2 separate regions of the Homo sapiens genome follow, and region 1 is linked to region 2. A link is a contact called in ENCODE Hi-C or POLR2A ChIA-PET data. All regions are on one chromosome and are shown on one strand. The core of a region is the stretch at or near the end of the contact, and the rest is flanking DNA. Distances in the headings are between cores, read along the strand shown.

Region 1 (4,409 bases), core at 159-2,658, 1.2 Mb after region 2:
CTGAGGCAGGAGAATTGCTTGAACCTGGGAGGCAGAGGTGGCAGTGAGCCGAGATCATAGCACTGCACTCCAGCCTGGGTGACAAAGCTCGACTCCATCTCAGAAAAAAAAAAAAAGAAAATGCCAAGTACACCAATATACTATCTCATGTGAGTCTTCGACACATATATTTAACACATTACAAACTGCAGTGTATAACCTCACAGGCTTGCAGTGATGACTGTGTGAAGACAGATTAGACCAAATGATGCCCAGGATAAAACTATTTCCAACTAGTGGGCTAGGAAAACACTGTATTACACTGGCTTTAGGACATGGAAACAGCTCTTCAGACATCAGCTTGCTTAATTTAGGCTTAAGTAAATAACAGCAATTAAATATATTGACAATTCATTGAAGCCTTTCCCAAGTGAGCAATGGTGGTAGACTTCTTCAATACGTAGTAAGCAAGGGTTGCAGTATTGGTCCTGTGATGCCCACAGAGTGTCACTTAGATGACTTAGTTGATAGACCACTTTCATTGGAGATGTTTGTTATATTGTTCTGAGACATTGAGAAATGAGACTAAATGGCCTGGAAATAGGCTAAAATACTTCCGGGGGCAGAGAGCTAATGCAAATGAGTGAACTTATTAACTAGTAACTCTTGGCTATTGCTGGGATAGGACCATAGAGGGCCCTGTCCATTCTCTACACTTGCCAAAAGCATTCAAACTTACTTTTAAAAATTCTGCACAGGGACCAAAATCTACCAGTTGGCAACTTCTGCCTAATGCATATTCTAGCACTAATCAGAGTATGAAACAAATGCTTCAGTGTGTTATGTTCCTTGTGCTGCTAAACAACAAAGCTTGGTGACAACCCAACATGAAGGGTATACTATATATTACACAGGATAGTTTGGGAATGAAAACATGGGTTCTGGAGTTAAGCTATGCGAGTTCAAATGCCAACTGCACATTTCATTAGTAATGTAAATGTGGGCAAGTTACTTTTGGCCTTCCAGTTGACTCATCTACATAGAGGCTGATCCTCTTGTTGTTACAAGGATTAAATGAGATAATACAACTGTTCAGGCCAGGCCTTAGAACACAGTACTGAGTTAGCCATTTTTAAATTCATAAGCTAAGGGACTTAGAGAAGCTGACAGATTTAGATTCATTGGTCCTACCAATGAAGGAGCAGAAGGTATTCCAGAGGGCAGAGCTAAAGGAAATGTTTCAAAACAGGATCCTCACATTGTTTTGAATCCTATTTTAGTTCTGAAATTAAATCCAAAGTAAAGAGAGAGCACTAAATGAGGAAGGACAACATGGAGAACAAAATTCTTCCTAGATGAATTCCACTGTGTTACTCACAGGGAAGCCTTGCAACAGAGAAAGGGAAAATGAAGTTCTGGTGACACTCCTGGGACAAATCAAGTGCTGACTCAAGTTTTCCTGTCATGTGCCTAGTAAAGTTCACTGTGCCTGAGCTCTGCCTTTGTTTTTAATAAATGGTGTCAATATTTCCATTTATATCAGGTCTGCCAAAATGCTCCTTGGTCTTTAAGCTAAATGAGTTTGGTTTCTCTTCAAATACTAATTTTTCATTGGCAGCACATATAGAATGTAAAAGTGAAACAGTGAAATAAGCTACAGGTAGAAAATAGTCAGCTTAGAGAAAAGCAGAATAAAATTTTTTTCCCAAGTTTCAACATGGTAATGATGTGACCTTTAGCTATGGTAAAACTATTTGACTAAGTGGGTAAATGGAAATTAATATCCTGGTATCTGCAATTAATCCAAGCTTTCTGAGGACTAAATCCATTTATTTCTCTATCCTTTCTAAGGAGAAAATCCTAACAGTGTGGACTTAGTGTGCCATTCCAGGTGGTAGTTGCTGTTTCAGTATTTTTTGTATCAAAGTTGTTGTAACCCTATTAATAAATTATTTCAAGGTTAAAAAAATACCCAGGAAACCAAATTGGAAAAAGAAATTTTTTTTTAATTAGAAACCAAGTTTACATACGGTTAAATGGTTACTAAAAGCTCAGTTGTAACCACTCCTAACACCACTAGCAGAACCTCAAGGGAGCCAAGAGCTCTTCCCTTTTCCCCTGTTAATTTCCAGTATAATGTAGCAGCACAATTATTTCATGTCACATTTAAGAAGAACAAGAACCAATTTATATAAAGTACAATTGTATATCCTTAAACATTCCACATAAACACACTGTCAAAACTCACTGGATATGCTGGAATTGGAGGACTTAAATTTCTACATATTATTTATTGCACCCAGAGTACTGGTTAAAATGCACTTTCTGTGAAGATCAAATGCAATAACGTATGAGGGTATTTTTAACACTGTGAAGTACACACATAATATTATAAAATGCCATTTAATTGGAAGGAGTTTTCTATCATTGCAAGTCATAAATATAACTTTTAAAAGAATACTAGCAGCTTTTACCTAGGCTCCTAAATGCTTGTAAATCTGAGACTGACTGGACCCACCCAGACCCAGGGCAAAGATACATGTTACCATATCATCTTTATAAAGAATTTTTTTTTTGTCGTCAGTTTGGCCTTTCCTACTGCAGCCAGGTGAGAGCTTAAGATGTCAGTCCCCAATATCTTCACAGAGTGCCTTTATGACCAGTTTGGAGAATTACGATGGTAAGGGGAAGAGGCAGATATGAAGAGGAATGGTTAGGGGAATTGTCATTCATAACTCTGTGCTATATTACTTGAGGGGCTAAGAAAAATGTATGGTCAGTGAAACACAGTAGTGTACCCTTAAATGCCTTATAAAAGACCATCCATCCAGTCTGCGCTTTTGACTGTGTGCAAGTATCAGTAATAATGCTTTTGGGGGCTCAGATGAACAGCGAACACCAATCAGCCAGGACTCTGGAAGGAAAGCTCCAAAAATGAGAAGTCCTTCAACACCATTTTCCATTACTGTTCTCACCAAATCAATGACTATAAAACAGTTTTGATTATTTATCTCCATCAAAGTGATTTGATTTGAGATAATCACACAATCTCAGGCTCGGTATGTAAAAATGTCAGAAGTGGCTGAAGTAAAAGCAGCAGCTTTGTGCTGAAGACACCCATTTCCTCTGACTCCAGAGCTCCACCATCTGGTCTCAAGATTTTTCCCTCTGAGGAAACAGCTGTAGAGAGGTAGCCCAGTTCAACTTTGCTGAGACAGTGAACTTTGCAACCATACTAACACCTACTGACTTGCAGAGAACGCTGAGAAAGACAGTGTGCTTTGCAACGGTTAAGTCCACAGCTCCTGAGATTGCCTCGCAAGTCATCTTGGGCATGAAGCAGAGCGGTGCATCAGAAAAACATGACGATTCTGCTGAGAGGTGGCTTTAGGAACAAAATAGATGGCTCTCCTCCCTTAAAGTCTTTTCTCCCCACCCTCAACATTTCACGAGAACATCAGTTCATAAATACTACCATCTGTTTCTATCACCACCCTCCTGGAGAAAGAAAGTTAAGGTTTTACAACCACATGTGCTCAAGAGTAAATATCATCAGGAAAGCTCTGTACTAACAGGCAGGTTATTAAGACTCCCAAGAAATCCTCATAAGCTTTTCAATCTGAGGAAAATCCTGAGAAGGTAATTAGTAAGCACCACCTAGCGATGTGGTGCTGGTTTTGTTAGTTGTCAGTTTTTCCCCTTCTTTGTTTTCTCACCCCTCTTAACTTCCACTGAGAAATTAAAGTGGAAATAAGTTCAAAGAATCCTAAGCCTGATAGAGCTAGGTGTCTCTTCATTTTATATTTCATATGGATGAAGCTATTCTAGTTGATAATTTGGTATAATTAAAATAACTGAAAAGGTAGGTATAAGGAAAATTTCTCAGCCTTTAAAAATCCATTACATTTTGATAAATAAAACTTGCATACTCATTCTGTAGTTTGTATAATAAAAAATGTATTGCATTTTCCAATTTTTTTTTAACATATAGCCTGGTTAAGAATCATGCATATCCTTGTCTCTCCGAAGGATAAACTGAGCTGGCCCTTGGGCAACTACTTAAGAATTTAGTGTTGGAATGATAGCAGCAAATGTCAGCTTTTCAAAGATCCCACCCTAATCCAGTTCTAAGGTTAGGTCAGGAAGGAAAAAATAATTCCATCTTTCAAATACACATGAAACAAAGTCTTTTCCAACCAACGGTTGAGTCATAAACACAGTCTGTGCAACGGCACATACTTTTGGCTATGTTCACACAGTAAACCATAGAAACACACTGGCTCTGATGGCTACCTGCAGAAGACAGACTAATCCAGTGTTATTTAACGTAGCCACGGGTGGCTTCTTCTGTCAGCAGGCCTTTAGAGATGCTTACCGTATGCCCACAGTCCAGGAAGGACATGCCCAGTGCAATCAAACATTGCCAACCC
Region 2 (4,839 bases), core at 944-3,443:
TGTTTAATACTGATTTTTTTATTTTTTAAAGAGACAGGGTCTCACCTCACTGCCCAGGCTGGAGTTCAGTGGCACGTTCATAGCTCACTGCATCCTTGGCCTCCTGGGCTCAAGTGATCTCCTGCCTTAGCCTCCCAAGTGGCTGGGATGAGAGGCACGAGTCACTGTGCCTGGCCTCTAATGCTTATTGTTAATACTGTATAATAATCTGAAGTTTTTTATTTTAACATCATAAAAATGTATCATATTTAACTTGGTTTGCTCATAACATTATCACGTTTGATAGACTTAGAAATATACAGGCCTGGAAAAAAAATGAAAAATATTTAAGAATTATCTTCCTTCCCACACTCAAATGGGGTGAAACCCAGAATGTCTCAGGTCACCTCCAGCATCTGACCAGTGCCACCCTCACCCACAACTCTGGTCTCTGGGCCACTGTCCTCCCACTGCCTGCAGCAACCTGCCCATCGGTCCCCAGCGTGTCCCTCAATCCCCTCACCATCAGAGGGGCTAGGGTGTGGCTGAGGTATGCTGTGGAGGAAGAGAAAAAAGTTGGGAGGGTGAGGGAAAGGAATGGGATGAAGAAGGCAGCATTCGGGGTCTGGAAAAGGATAACGCTAAGGACCGGGAAACCCTAAGATTTGTGTTCTTCACAAGAAAGCAACAACGAAACAATGTAGAGTATCTTTTCCCAAAATAATAAAAAAGCATCCAGGTTAAGAGCAAGGCCAGGCTGTGAGGACTGGCTGCGGACTCTCTATGTGTGCACGCAGTGGTTTTCTGTGTTGAGGAGCATGGAGACCCCACACACTCCACACAAAGCCAGGCATGGCCCCGATCCACAGCTGAGCCCCTGTGAATCCCAGGCCAGGAGGCCCGAGTTCCACTGAGAATGGGGGAGACCCTCCGATTTATGAGCCAGCCAGTGGTCACAGTTCTTCTTCTCAGAGTGCCCCAGCTGGAGTGGGGCTAGGACTCAGCCCCTCTTCAGGAGAAATACTTTCTGGCCTCACAGCGAGGGGGTCTGGGGTCAGCCCAGGATGAGGGGGCCTCCTCTGCATCTGCAGGGCCGTCACAGTGGAGGGCAGGAAGCTGTCACGGGGAAGAGACCTGCAGGAAAGCTTGGTGGTGGGGAGGAGCACGGGCCATGAGAGTCGGCCCAGAGTCTGAGTTCAAGATTTCTAAAGAAAACTTCCTGCGTCCTTACCCTTCTCTAGGGAAGGTCAAGATCCAGAGAGAGACCACCACCACCAGCTCCAAATCGAAGCCAAGTCAGGAATGTGGCCCTCTGGAGTCTGGGCTTTCTGCCTGCCTCTCATGGGGGATGCCTGCCCAGGCAGGCTTCGCAGTGGTGGTCCCTGCTGCCTCCCCAGGGGCTGAGCACCGCCTCCTCCCTCAGGACCCACAGCTCCTGCTCACAGCCATGAGCTCAGCCCGACCTGGGGCAGGGAAAACCCCAGGCTTCGGGTTTTTGGAATGGCTCTGGTTTCAGACATTCCTCTGGTGGCCCCAACACGTCTGGGACGCTGGGTCTGGACACACAGTGCCGGCCAGGCAGGGTCTGGGAACTCTAACTTGAACTGGAGGCTTCTCCCGCCGGAATTGCCATCCACAAAGGCCTGATTCTGAGGGAGGTGACCTCAGTGCAGGGGGAGGGAGAGAAGGAGGGGGGAGAAGAGCGGAGTCCTCTCTGGCTCGTCCTTCAGAGGGTGTGGGGAGGGGGCCAGTTTTCAGGCAGCCAGGGCCGAGGAAGGAGGAAACTTGCTCAGGGGTCTCTGGGTAACCTGGGCGACCACCATCTCTTCAGCCAAGTCAGTCACGGAGGGCCCCAGCTCTCCCTTCCCCCTTAAAGCCAGGAGGGGACAGGGGCTTTCAGGGCCTCCAAAGAGATCTTACTGTCCTGGCCTTTCAGTTAGCCAGACCAGAAGGGGTCTGTGGCTCCTACCTCCTCTCCAGCAGGGCACAGGCAAGACCCCTCCCTGAACAGAGACCAGGCATGGGAGGAAGGGGCTGGAGAGGCAGGCGGCAGCAAGCCTGTCCTCATTCCCTCACCCCGGCCCTTAGCCAAGGCCTCCTGGCCCCTGGTGAGCCCCTCATTCACCAGCTGTTCCCCCCAGAGTCCTCTAGGGAGAGAAGCCAGGGACCAGGAGTGGGGGAGGGTGGGCAGCTGTAGGAAGGCAGAGATGGAGAGCTCACTTAATCACAGAATCACCCGTAACACCAACCGCTTCCCTCCGCACCCTCCCCAGCTGCTTTCTGGAATCCCTCTTACCCTCCCAGCCCTTTTACCAGTCACACCCAAGAATCCACTTGTAAACAGCAACTTCTGTCCCCACAGCAAACACCCTTTCCAGCCAAGATCAGCCCTGGGCTGCTGAGGAGTGTGGGGAGGGATAGGAGGACTGAGGCCTGGCTCCCAGGGCACTTCTAGCCTGAAAGGGGCCACTTAATCCCTGACCCAAAGCATCTTTCAGCCCTGAGAATTCCAACTGGTCTCCTCCCCATTCAGGGTAAGAGGGCAGACAAGAATTTCCTTCCCTCCTCCTGACAACTGGTACTGGAGACACAATAGCCCTTCTGAGAGGCATCTGTCTTGGAAGGGGCCCCCTACATCCCCCCAACTTCCGTTTCACAGGCACTCCAAGCACCTCAACCACCATGGTGTGAGTTCTTCCAAACCAGCTGCAGGATAGGTCCTCGGCCCTTCCAGGAAGGGAAGAAGGAAGGGCAGTCGTGTTATAAGCCCCAAAGGCCTCCAGATTTCAACATCCCTCATCTCCCCTCCCTCAGAGCCCTCCTGCTCCCTGTCCACAGCATAACCCAGTAACAAAACTAGCAGCTGCCGGGGGTGGGGGGAGGGAAGGGGGTGGGGAGAGGGAAGGGGTGCCGACACAATGGGTTTATTTATAGGACCACACACCAGGGGCTCTGCAGCCAAGTGGCCCAGGCCCCACTCCCAAAAGTCCAGCCCAGGCCGTCCTAGCCCAGCCGAGGGTACTGGAAACAGCCTTAGACCGGAAGGCAGAAGAGTCTAGGCATGGAGTCCAGTTCGAACTCTGCAATTAACTTATGTGCTGTGTGACTAGGCAAATCATTCCGTCTCCCCGAGATGAGTTTCTTCACGCCAAGTGGTTGTTGTTCTGCCACAGTGGTTCCCACAGTGGGGCCTAGGCACCCTGTGGCCCTCTCCAGGGGTCTGTAAGGTCAAAGCTGTTTTCCTAATACTACTACTAAGACACTATCTGCCTTTATTACTCTCATTCTCTCCTGAGTGTACAGTGGCATTTTCCAGATACTATGCTGTGTGATACCGCAAAAGATTGAATACCGAAGCAGACAGGAGAAGCCAGCTTCCTTCTATTAAGTCAGACAGAAGAAATTTGCAAAAATAGAGAACAATGACTTATTATTATTTGTGTTTTTGGAACATATACAATTAAATTTTTAAATAAAATATGTTAACATGTGATGGGTTTATTGCTATTTTTAAACAAATTAATTAAATAACTGTAAGTATAACATTTATAAACAAAAGCTCTTCGGGGTCCTCAAGTTTTAAGCGTATAGAAGGGTCCTCAGACCAAAAAGTTGGAGTCATTTTTCTAGAACAGTGCTGTCCAGTAGAACTTTCTGTAATAATGAACATGCTTAGTCTGTACTATCCAACATGGAAGCTATCTATTAGCTACACCTGGCTGCCGAACACTTGAAATGTGGCTAGTCCAACTGAGGAACTGAATTTTACATTTAATTTTAGATAGCCACATGCGAGCTCAAGAAGTTCCCTGGGATTCCTCAACTTGCGTATTCTAGGACAATGCTTCTTTCCACAAGGAGTGGGTGTTGCAAAGGGACTCCTGTCCCCAGGCTTGTGCTTACGCGCTCTCTCACTCTCTTCCCCACCACAGAAGGCCAGCTCAGCCCCACTGTCAGTCCAGCCTGGCAATCCTGCCCAGCTCAAGTAAGAGAGCTGCTCTCTCATTCTGTGCCATGAGTAGCACACACCCTCTCCACTCTCCTATAACTTCTGGCTTACCACCCTCCTGTTTCCCCAGAGGATTAAAGCCAGCAGAGGGGAACCCCCTCACACCTCCTGCCGCCACCCTCCCATCCCCCTCGGAACCCTCCCCACCTCCTCATCCACTATTACAGCAGATGAGTTGCCTGCTCCCGGGCAAAGCCAGTCCTGCTTGTCCCAGACTTTCCCCATTTACGTCTTCAGTATCTACCTCCTGAAGACAGCTTTCTCATCTACCCTTTAAAACTTAAAATCTTTAAATCTTAAAAACAATCTTCTCGTTGGGCACAGTGGCTCACACCTGTAGTCCCAGCTACTTGGGAGGCTGAGGTGGGAGGATCACTTGAGGGACTCCGAGTCTGCAGCGAGCTATGACCCGGCTACTGCTGCACTCCAGCCTGGGCGACAAAGAGGGACCCTTTTTATTCTCTTAAACAAACAAAAACAACAATCTTTGCTTGACATTTTCCCAGATACTGCCAAATTTCAAAAAATACTCTAGATACTTCAAAGCCAAACTTCTCAAAAAACAAAAAAGAAAATCCCAAAACCATCTTCTCATTGTTCCCTTAACCTGGTCCGACTTCAGTGGTAACCACCACGATGCTAAATCCAAACAATATTTTTCAGTCCTCATTGCCATCGCAGGTATAAGACCTCTGTGACCACTTCCTCCTGGACTTTTTTTTAAGCTTTGAGACAGTCCATGTCTCACACAATTCACCCACTGAAAGTGTACAATTCAGTGGTTCTTAGTATACTCAGAGATACGTGCAATCATCAACATGGTTAATTTTAGAACACTTTTATTAGCTTTT

Evidence for each region. A loop is a pair of places that touch in the nucleus more often than their neighbours do. ChIA-PET counts read pairs that join two places held with the same protein, here RNA polymerase II (POLR2A).
Region 1: a map of CD4-positive, alpha-beta T cell shows a loop between it and region 2 (11-fold over the local background). The contact joins two enhancer-like sites. A Hi-C loop is called at or near these places in 1 of 168 maps with a recorded cell type or tissue (CD4-positive, alpha-beta T cell). POLR2A ChIA-PET finds 5 or more read pairs at or near these places in 1 of 52 experiments (CD4-positive, alpha-beta memory T cell).

Annotation. Positions count from the first base shown.
Region 1 is chr12:50,984,028-50,988,436 of GRCh38, forward strand. It overlaps SLC11A2 (solute carrier family 11 member 2), which reads right to left. Exons shown (of 16, transcript NM_000617.3): 16 at 1,965-4,408. The coding sequence ends at 4,298. Among named protein-coding and RNA genes, the nearest start is that of HIGD1C, 34 kb to the left of the region's middle. Within about 2 kb of position 1,409, at least 11 of the 41 ENCODE cell types and tissues checked have a DNase peak (open chromatin) inside an H3K27ac peak, as active enhancers do.
Region 2 is chr12:49,807,327-49,812,165 of GRCh38, forward strand. The region is part of intron 1 of NCKAP5L (NCK associated protein 5 like); the gene reads right to left. Among named protein-coding and RNA genes, the nearest start is that of NCKAP5L, 19 kb to the right of the region's middle. Within about 2 kb of position 2,194, at least 16 of the 41 ENCODE cell types and tissues checked have a DNase peak (open chromatin) inside an H3K27ac peak, as active enhancers do.